Regions from separate parts of the Homo sapiens genome. Here region 1 is linked to region 2. Evidence: read pairs that join two places in POLR2A ChIA-PET (ENCODE). Cell type or tissue: endothelial cell of umbilical vein. All regions are shown on one strand. Each heading gives the region's core, and the rest is flanking DNA. Links, peaks and the distances in the headings are about the cores only. Region 1 overlaps PDLIM1 (PDZ and LIM domain 1). Region 2 overlaps ARHGAP19 (Rho GTPase activating protein 19).

What was found. ChIA-PET counts read pairs that join two places held together with the same protein. Peaks named below come from ENCODE experiments on the same cell type or tissue, not always from the same donor. Only the 100,000 strongest peaks of a DNase experiment are listed, where the experiment ranks them.
Region 1: POLR2A ChIA-PET joins it to region 2 with 6 read pairs; 2 of 35 experiments call an interaction of 5 or more read pairs at or near these places.

Annotation. Positions count from the first base shown.
Region 1 is chr10:95,272,621-95,277,995 of GRCh38, reverse strand. All of the region lies in intron 1 of PDLIM1 (PDZ and LIM domain 1), which reads left to right. Among named protein-coding and RNA genes, the nearest start is that of PDLIM1, 16 kb to the left of the region's middle. In endothelial cell of umbilical vein, for the core only: no CTCF peak of the experiment used is centred there; DNase peaks (open chromatin) are centred at 2,015 and 4,295; H3K27ac peaks cover 1,617 bases.
Region 2 is chr10:97,222,142-97,227,516 of GRCh38, reverse strand. ARHGAP19 (Rho GTPase activating protein 19) reads left to right here. Exons shown (of 12, transcript NM_032900.6): 12 at 1,385-5,338. The coding sequence ends at 1,395. All of the region lies in intron 11 of ARHGAP19-SLIT1 (ARHGAP19-SLIT1 readthrough (NMD candidate)), which reads left to right. The region is part of intron 2 of LOC105378447 (a long non-coding RNA gene); the gene reads right to left. Among named protein-coding and RNA genes, the nearest start is that of SLIT1, 39 kb to the right of the region's middle. In endothelial cell of umbilical vein, for the core only: no CTCF peak of the experiment used is centred there; no DNase peak of the experiment used is centred there.

The DNA.
Region 1 (5,375 bases), core at 54-5,053, 1.9 Mb after region 2:
GTTCTGTATGATAGTAGTGTCATTTAGGTATGTAGTTATTTAAATGTAAGTTGAAGAAAGTGGGAGAGCTACATCATCATCCGATTTTATTTACACCAGTTAGAAGTGCAGTTAAACTTCAAACACCTTCTTATGTGCTCAGGACTGGCAGCAGTGGACAGGTCTTAAAGATGCATTATGAACTTGGAGTGGAGAACATGTTGGCCTCTAAGCAAGCAGTGTCTGCCTGGGGTGCTGGTGGGGACGAAGAGTGAGGGACACAAGAATGAATTGAGCAGAAAATGATAGATTGTTCATTAGTGGAAATTGTTGTGCCTAAACCCGTTTACTGTTTTATTTTATTTTATTTTATTTTTAGACATTCTTACTCTGTTGCCCAGGCTGGAGTGCAGTGGTGTGATCTCGGCTCACTGCAACCTCCACCTCCTGGGTTCAAGCAATTCTCCTGTCTCAGCCCCCTGAGTAATTGGGATTACAGGCAGTGTGCATCACCACAGCTGGCTAATTTTTGTATTTTTAGTAGAGATAGGGTTTCACCATGTTGGCCAGGCTGGTCTTGAACTCCTCAGCTCATGTGATCTGCCTGCCATCTGACCTCCCAAAAGTGCTTGGCCTCTCAAAGTGCTGGGATTACAGGCATGAGCTACTGTGCCTGTCCCCATTTATTCTTATGCAGCAAGAGTTGTGTGATCTAGTTGTATGGTCTCTGGGGAAAAAGGCTGGCAATGGCACGTTCATTGAACTAATGGGAGTGAGTATATAATTTTTTTTTTTCTTGTTCTGAGACAAGTCTCACTCTATCACCCAGGCTGGAGTTCAGTGGCACAGTCTCAGCTCACTGCAGCCTCTACCTCCTGGGTACAAGCTATCCTCCCACCTCAGCCTCCTGAGTAGCTGGGACTACAGGCGTGTGCCACCACACCTGGCAAATTTTTTTTGTATTTTGTAGAGACAGGGTTACGCCATGTTGCCCAGGTTGGTCTCGAACTCCTGAGCTCAAGGCGAGCCACTTACCTTGGTCTCCCACAGTGCTGGGATTACAGGCGTAAGCCACCATGCCTGGCCCAGAAGTTTTTTTTTTTTTTTTTTTTTTTTTTTTAGGAAACTGAAGCTGACTCTATTATGAGCTGGTTCTGATGGAACTTGATGGTCAGGAGGAAATTAGAGCAGATAGTGTGGCCTAGTTGGTTAAGTGGGTGGACTCTGGAGCCTGCTGTGGCCTGCCGCTCACCAGCTGTGCAACCTCAGGCAAACTGCTTAACCCCTGTTCCTCCATTTCCTCATCTGTAATGATGCAGATAACATTGCCTGTCTGGTAGCATCACGTGAATATTGGTGAGTTAACCCTTGCTAAAGACTTTGTCATGCTTGGTACCTAAACGCTCATTAACTGATGGCTGTCATTTTGATTATGATTGTGATAAATAGTGTTTGGCAAGGATTGGAATCCACCATTCAAGACAGGAACTATCCAGTGTTGGAGGCACAGGCCTTCTCTCCTGTAACCCTTGTCACTTCTGTGTTATGGTTTGTAAATTTTATAATGGGTGGGGTTACTGGGCCCCAGATCAGTACAGGGCAGGGGAGTGACTGTCCTGTGGTAGGGAGGCACTCAGCCAGCATCAGGACTTTGTGACACTCCAGGTCCTATGTAGAAGGCCACTGCAGATGAGTCTCCTGGATTTTTTTTTTTTGGCTTTGACAGTTGAGTTTGGAGCCTCTGCTTGTGGCATTGTGCTAAAGCAAAAAGGAATGGAATTTGCAATGAGAGAGCCTTTCAAGTTCAGGCTCAGCCTTTAGCTGTGTGAACTTGAACCACTCACAATTTTTCTGAATCTCAATTTCCTCATCTGTAAAGTTTATCTAATATGTTGGTGGTGAGGTAATCATATTATTATCTCAAATAGGAGATTGTATATGAAAGGGCTTTGGAAAGGCAAATCCCATTATTTGTTTAAATCAATTTTTTCCCCTAAAAAAGATAGCTCATAAAAGAATGTGAACTTAATCTGTATGTGTAATTTCTTTCAAGTCCTATCTGATGTTGCTTGTGACTTTCTGAGATTTCCTTTGGCTTCTTACCAGTTTGGCTTTAAAAAAAAAACAAAGAAATTATACTGAAAGATAGGATGACCAGACCTCAATTACTCAGGCTTGGGGCGCCTAAGACTGGTTCTAGCTTGTCCAGGACCTGTTGGGATATACTTAGCAGAAATGTCTCTCCCACAAAACAGTTGGAACCAAATGCTGGACATTCTGGACTTCTCAGCAGTTCACCGTAAAAAAGTGAAAGGAAACTTCTTTTTCATCTTCTCAACCTCTCCAGTTCCAATCTCATTTGAGTTTTGTGAGTGGTCATGCTTCAGGATAGCAGTGTAGAGGGAAATGATTATTTCATTTTTGAAATAAAAATATTTTTGATGTTTTTGAAATAATTCATTTTAAAGGATAAAATGAAGCAGGCTGATTACATATTTAACAACACTAGGTGTTTTAGAGCCAATCATTTATTATACAGATATTTATTGAGCACCTACTATGTTCCAGTTATTGGGTGTTGAGGATACTGTAACTGCCCAGTGGATTCTTGCCCATTGCCCAGATAGAGCTGATTTATCAAGACAGGGGATTTGCAATACAGAAAGTTTAATACACGTAGAGCTGGCTAAATGGAAGACTAGAGTTTTATTATTACTCAAATCAGCCTCCATGAAAGTTGAAGGCTAGGGGTTTTCAAAGATAGTTCGGCAGGCAGGGGGCTAGGGAAGGTGAATGCTGATTGGTTGGGCATGCCATCACAGGGGTGTGGAAAACAGTGTGTTGAGTTCGCATCTTGGTCGGGGGGCATCCAGTAGGTAGTCAGAAATGCAAAAGCCTGAAAGGACATCGCAAAAGGCCAATCTTAGGTTCTACAATAGGGGTGTTATTTACAGGAGTAACTGGGGAAGTTGCAAATATTGTGAGCTCTGGAATAATGGCTGGTAATCATTTAACTATGCCTACATCTTAGCAGAATTCAGGCCCCTCTCATCCTCCTAACCTGGTGGTCTTTCGTTAGTTTTTCAGACAGTTTAGTTTTGGAAAGTGCTACCATCATTTAAACTATACACTAAAATTTCTCCGGAAGTTAGCTTTGCTGATGCCCAGGAATGACCAAAGACAGTTTGGAGGTTAAAGGCAAGATGAAATTGGTTAGGCCAGATCTTTAACTGTCATAATTTTCTCACTGTTAAAATTTTTGCAATATCACAGCACAGAAGGCAGACAAAATCCTGCCCTCATGCACCTTACTGCTGAGTAGGCCTTTCAACATTAAACAAACTAACCCACCAAGGAGGTTTGCAAACATAAAGTGACCAGTGCCGTGAAGAAGAACCAAGTGTATTAAAAGGATGACTGAGCTGGGCATGGTGGCTCACGCCTGTAATCCCAGCACTTTGGGAGGCCGAGGTGGGTGGATCACCTGAGGTCAGGAGTTCGAGACCAGCCTGGCCAACATGGTGAAAAAACCCCATCTCTTCTAAAAATACAAAAAATTAGCTGGGCATGGTGGTGCAGCCTGTAATCCCAGCTACTCAGGAGGCTGAGACAGGAGAATCGCTTGAACCCGGGAGGTGGAGGTTGCAGTGAGCCGAGACTGCGCCACTGTACACCAACCTGGTCAACAAGAGCGAAACTCCGTCTCAAAAAAAAAAAAAAAAAGGATGACTGTGGGGGTATAGCTTAGATTGGAGGTGAAGGAAGGCCTCTTTGAGAAGAAGGGTTGTTTACACAGACACTTGGAAGATGAGAAGTTAATCAGGCAGAGGTAAAGGCAGGTGTGAAAGTCCTGAGGCCCTGTAGCTGGAGCCCAGTGGGGAAGAGGCATGATGTGGGTGGGGAGGGAGGCACTGGCTTTAGCGGCCTTGTTAAAGATTTTGGATTTCATCCTAAGGGGACTGCTCTTTGAAACTGCTAGATTTAGCTATGATAAATGAGTTCCATAAGGCATTATTCTCCTTGATTCAGGCTGCTCTCCTTGGAGTTAGAGTTTGTCAGTCAAGAACGCTTGCCAATCCCAAATAAAATGATGCTTAGAGCCGTTTAAAAACTGAGCCTGCGTTGTCCTTTAGTAACAGTGAAGTGTGTATGAAGATGCACCAGATCAGTCTTCTCAGGACAACAGGTCAGAAAACGGAGGAATTTTTTTTTATTGCATGCACTGGATGACTCAGAAGCTAACTCTCATTGTTGACTGAAATGAGAGCGGCCTGTGCTTGCCTGGATAAAAAGTCCTGTCCCAGTGGCTGGATGAGGGGACGATCTGAACCTTGAATCAGGAGGCTGCTTTCGTTTCCTAAAACCCAGATCTCTGGTAAACAAATGATGGGAGAGCCAGAAAGGAAGGTTAGGAGGTCAGGATCTCGGTACTGGTTTCCACATCCTGCCACATTCCAGGAGAGTTTTGCCTGATAAAGTCATAGCATGTGCGGGCCAGAAGGGACCTCAAGGATCAACTTGTCCTCATTTTTTGGGGTCAGGGTGCTGATGGGGAATGCACCATAATAGCGGCACCACACTAGCTGCGCTGAGGGCTAATCGGAAACTGTAGCTGCTGAAAACTGCATCAGATACTGAGGTTTAGGACCCAACTTGTGTGTCCTGGTTTGGTGCCTTGAAGAACCTGTTACCTGTGGTTCAGCCATAAGGAGACACCCAGGTGTTCATAAGATCTTCCTCAACTGGATCCCGAGAGTCAAGGGCCTTCTCCAAAGGGTGGCCAGAGCCCTGTGGGCACTGGGAGCCTGGGGGTGTTACTGCCACCTTGATCCTGCGGACTTGGAATTCCCATCCAGGAAGGTCTTGTAATGTGGAAAAAAAAAGTTGTGAACTTACCCTGGGATGATGACAGTAATATTTTTAGTATACCTTAGTTTAGAAAATCTAACCAGATACCTTGGTTAGAGATAGTACTCTGAGGTGAGTACTATTTCAAAATGAGTTTGGATCTTGTTCATTCTAATAGCATCTGTATTCACTTGAAAAATGGTTGTACATCAGTGTAGGAGATGTGATATGTATTGAGTCCGCATGTATTGCTCTGTAGGCAGGTGAATTTAAGGACCTATTGCAGTAATTGATTGGCTTCCCCCAAGCATCAATGATCTGTCAATTTGGAACCACTGGTTTTAGAAGCATCAGTCTGCAGAAAACCAGCCGTCTATAGGGAATGACCCTAGTCATTTTGGGAGATTAAACCAGTATAAACCTATACTACCATACTTTAGGATATCCTTGATTGCTTTTAACAATTTTTTTTTAAATTTTTATTTTATTATTATTATTATTTTTTGAGACGAAATCTCACTCTGTTGCCCAGGCTGGAGTACAGAGGC
Region 2 (5,375 bases), core at 219-5,218:
TTACTGTTGTTTGCCTATTCCACTACATCTTTATTTTTTTCAATGCTCTATCTTAAGTTCTGCTCTTAAGTTCTGTTCGTTTCTGCACCTGCTTCTCCTGCCTCTTTGCAGCTTGGTCTCCTTCCACTGCTCAGCTCTGCTCTCTGTATGATAACTACTTCCAGCCTGGCAATGCCAGGTCTGAACTCTCTTCAGACATTGGCAGTCTCCAAGCCCACAGATCCAGGTGCCTGCCATGTATTTCTTTTATACAACAATGAATATACAACCTCAGATTTTTTGATAGTGATGTTTATAATAAAAGTAACATATTCTTTGAAGAAGATAATGTAATTTTATTACTGTGATCAACAACATAATCCAAAAAGACTATTATTTAGTACAGGATTTCTCAACCTTGGCACACTACTGACATGTTGGTTCAGATAATGCTTTGTTGTAGGAGCTGCCATGTGCACTGTATGATGAGCAGCCTTCCTGGCCTTTACCCCATCGATGCTGGGAGCATCCTTCCCCCAGTTGTGATAAGTAAAAGTGCTTCTAGACATTGCCAAATGTCCCATGGTGGGTGAGGAGGCAAAGTCATCTCCACATGAGAACCACTGATTTAGCACCTACTTATTATGGCCATTATTTTCAGTAGTCAAAATCTTACCCATTCTTCAAAGTCTAGCCTAAATCTCACCTCCTCTTTGAAACTTTCTCTGGCTAACACAGCCAAATATAATACTTTTTCCTTTGAACTTATTAATGCTACAAAAATATTGACACTTAGTATGATTTACTGTATTTACTTCACATATTGTCTTATCTCTGTAACTAGTTTTTCTTCTAGAAGACAAAGGTCAGACTTAGTGTATTTGTGGCCTTCTGTCTCCTGTTCTTCTCATCTTCCGAAAAATGACAGTGCCTTGTGCTGAGTCGGCTTTTAGTAAACATTGAGTGTTGAGAGGGGCGGTGGTGGTAGGAGCATGAGTTCTGCATTCAGCTGGGCTTGGGTTCCATTCCCAGTTTTGCTGCTTAATAGCTTATATATTAGTCCTCGGGCAAATGAACTATGTAGGCTGCAGATTCTTACTCTGTAAAATGGTAGGAGTAGTACCTCATATACTGGTTATTGTGAGGATAAATAATGTACATAAATAACTTAGAGCAGCACAAAATATGTACTTACTGTTAGCTGTTACGGCCATTAAGATGATTTAATGAACGAGATTATATCAGGCAGATGTTTATTTGGTAGAGTCACACATTCTTAATTAAACTCATTAGCCTTCAGTTTGGAGAAAATATTAAGTGTAGACCCTGTAGCTTTTGAGTGGGATGTTTGCAAAAAGAAATATTTAAGAACATGTCTAACGCTCTTGTTTTTCCTTCAACCTAGGATTTCTCTGAAGGATCCAGAGTTGTCTCCTATGGTCCATGCAGAATTTTCTGTTTAGTGGGCAGGTGTTATTCCTGCCCACAGCAAAGCTTGGACTTGCAGCTTGCTTGCTGCATTTTGAATTGTCAAAGCCAACTAATACCGTGACCCGACTGATACCTCTAACCCCACTCACTGGATGATGTTTGCAAGCTGTGCCTTCTGAGAGAGTGCTTAGGCCCTGTCTCTCTTTTTTAATATTATGGGGAAACCACTAACTATCCAACCAGCTTATACAGCACACTAAGGTGGGCTTCAGTGCTCACTCAATGTGTTTAGGCAGATTCCACTTTTGAAAAAAAATATGAAATGTGTGCTCAACTGCCAGTAATTTTTTAAAAAGCACTGTCCCAGTGGATTGATGTTGTTTTTAATGGATATTTTGGGTTTTTCTCTGTTTTGATAGTATTGGGTATTTGGTTGTTTTTGTTTGTTTATTTCTTTGTTTTAAAAGCCATGTTTTTGGTTGGGCTCTAAGCTAGATATCTTTCCCTCTTTTTCACTTTGAGCTTTGGGAAAACTCTTTATCTTATGAGGCTGTATTCCTCAATACCTAATTTGTGTCCAAAGAATTTATAGCTTTTCTGGACATTTTTTATTATTTCTTGGGTGTGACATCAGAGTATTTGACCTGCAGTATTGAAAAAGGAGAATTCAGAATGATACAGTATTTTAACAAATCTTAATTATTAAACTCTTTTCCTTCCTTCCATTTCTCCCTCCCTTGTCCATCTCTCTCTCTCTTTCCCTTTCCTCAGTGATGTGAAAATAATTGTGTTTTGCTGAACTTGTTATCTTCATTCAATTTCCTCTTGACTAAAACATCTCTGGTGCCAACGTAATACTTCTGAACCAAATCACTGTGACTCAAGGAAAGTCACTGACAGCATAAGAGAAGTTTGCTAAAATATTTGTATGTGGGGGAAGCTCTGGAGTGTGCCTAGGAGGGGGCTGGCTGCCTTTATGTCCCAGGATGACTCTTTATGGGTGGGATTACATTGCACCCTCTGAGGGTGCAGGCTAGACCGTCTCCTGAGAGGAAGTTAGGATCAGAAAGAAGAAGCAAGCAGCAACCTCTGCAGGGCTGACAGGATTTAAAGGAGAGAATGTTCTTATTTGGAAGCAGCTGTGGCTTGTCACCAATGTTCAAGGAGTGTTACTGTTCCGCCCTCTCTTTGTCAGAAGGGACACAGGTGGTAATTTGGAGATGGGGCCAGAGCTTCTGGCTTTTGGATTTGGTGTGTTCACTTGTGTTGGATAGAGCAGTGGCATGGCTTTGACCTAGTATGAACTGGTGTCTGCCCAGAGAGCAGCATGTAGCAGGGGGGAATGCTCAGGTTTGTGCCTGGCTCTGTGGAGCTGTACAACCCTTCTCACCCTGTGGGTTGGAGCCGAGTCAGGCCACTATGGGGAAGCAGTTGCCCCACAAAATGTGGTTTGCTGACCTATTTCTAAACTGTTGAATATGCTGCACCATTGCTGAAATGAAAGATGACTCTGGGGGAGCAGAGCTTGGCCTTGTGCCCAGCTGGCAGCCCCCTCTGCCAGCCTTTCTGCTGCTTTTGCTGCTGTAACAGCAATAGTGGAGAAAAATGTAAAATTTGGTCTTCCAGCTTAATGCAGTGTGAACAATAGATGGTTAGGAAAACAAAACTGCTTAGAAGCCCCTTTCTCTAGAGCAGTTTTATGTCATTTGTAAAAACACATATTAGCAAATTCGTTTGCGTAGGTTTCTATTAAATATTTGACTTTTTTTTTCTTATTAAGAAAATGAAATCCCTTACACCAGATATCAGTTAATTCAAACAGAAAACCCTTTGGGTATCACCAAATTGAAATGGTATTCTTCCTTAACTCTTCCTTCTTTCCTTTATTTGTTTAGACGTGCTTCATCCCGAAGTGGTGCTATGGTCTGTTAAACAGGGCTGGCATCAGGTAGAGGGAGCAGAGTGGTGACCTGATAGCTCCTGTCATCGTGTTAGTTTTTGATTCTATTTAAGGGAAGTAGCTGAGATTTAGACGGATGTAGATGCTCTTTGGGTGAATGGAATCATAAGCAAAGGTTGTGTTCTGGGGTGAGGATCATGAGAGAGATATTTATCACATGCACATGCCTTTATATAGCTGGTCTCCTTGGGTGGTTTATGTGTGTTTTGTTTATTTATTGAATATGTTTTCCCTTGCTTTAGGGGTTTTATAGGTCATTTTTCTTAATAGAAGCTGTGATCGACTTAGAATCCAAATTTGAGGAGTAAGCAGCATAACCTTCTACCTTGTAATATGTAACTATTCTAATCCAGTGGAATCTTACGGAAAACACAGAGAAAACCCCTTTTATCATTTGCCACAGAAGGCTGCTGTCTCCCTTCTGATTTGGTGGGCAGGTATTGTTTTTGAGCCAGTATTTAACAGAGTTTTTTAATCTATAAGATTTTTTTTGAATCTATTTCATTGTGTTTGTTTTTCATGTTGGAACAATCTCTCTGGAAGTGCCTCTTCTTGTGGCTTTTACAACTTCATTTCTTTCTGGGGTCACCTGTGATGGGCTTTGATGTGGTGTCAATTTGGGGCCTTGTGTTTGTGCCAGAGGGATACACATATTAAACTGCAGGCCACCTTCCTGGTCCAGACTGTACTGTGTGAACCCCACTGACTAAATTAGTGAGAACCATAGGCGTTGGAATTTCTCACCTTTTACAATGATAGACTTTTGCATTGGGACCAATGAATCTGGTGTGAAAAACCCTGCTGTAGTAGTGAAAGAGCATCAGGAGATACTGACTGTACCTGAGGGCCAAAACAGGAGCAGGTAACGAACCGTAAAAAAAGGAGCAGGTAATGAATCGTAACCAAAACTACAGTTGATCCTCCGCAAAGGAAAGCTCTTTACCCAGAATGTCCTTCCAGAGTCATTCAGGAAGGACAAGGGAACACCCTTGGGAAATGGGCTAGTGGAGGGCTGTTGACTGCAGTGACACCTGGGTGCTCCGGAGGTATCTGTTCTGTTGACCTGTAAGGAAGCAGTCGATCCTAGAGTGTCAGAACAGAGCCATTCTCTCCTCCTGAGTAGGAACGTTTCTGTTCAGTTTCCCTCACAGCAGCCTGTGTTAGCATGCAGTTGAAAATACTGCCGTCTAGGAGAACCTGTGGTCACTGGGAACGTGCCCCACAGTGACTGGCCATGCAACCAGGTGATTTTTAGGAATAGATGTCTCTAGACTCTGTCTCCTTTCCTACAAGGCCTCACACAGATGCTTGAGGCTAATGGCCCCCATTCTGAGGTCATTTTTGTGTAGAACTCCTTTCCCCAGGAGAGAGCCTTATCTCTGCCCTCCTTTACCCTGAAGGCTTCAAACGGAAGACAGGACCTAGATCTAAACCTAGATACTAGCATTTTGTGGGATTGTCTAGAATTTGGGGAAGATTTGGGTTCCTAAGATGCACAAGCGTTTTACACCAGTGGTGATTAACTCAACTAAAACCCACTGTAGGAAGTTAGCTTCCCCAGACAGCTAATGCCGAGATCTTCTACCAGCGTAGAGTTGACAGAAGCAGGCCAGCGAGGAGGTGTGGGACATAATAGCCTGAGTGCTTGGGTTACCATGGAGACTGGAGTGTGTGAGGCCACAGCCTGTGCTAAAGAGCCATGGAGCCCTCCCCTGGCCATGTCTGGGGACAGATAGAACCTGTTGGGGGAAATATTCCCTCACCCCAGGGTTCTTTCTGCAGAGCAAGGGTTGCCTTTGTCCTATCCCTGAGCTTGCTCAACAAGAGAAACAAGGTTTCTTAAGTGTTTTGGTTAAAGTTTTCATTCTTATTTGACTATGTATATGTAATTGTAAAGAAACGATCCTATGCATTGTCTTTCTTTTATATTCTTGTAATATTCTGAAATTAAAATTGTTTTGTTTCATATCCAGAGGATTTGACTGGTCTATTCACATTTTGACTG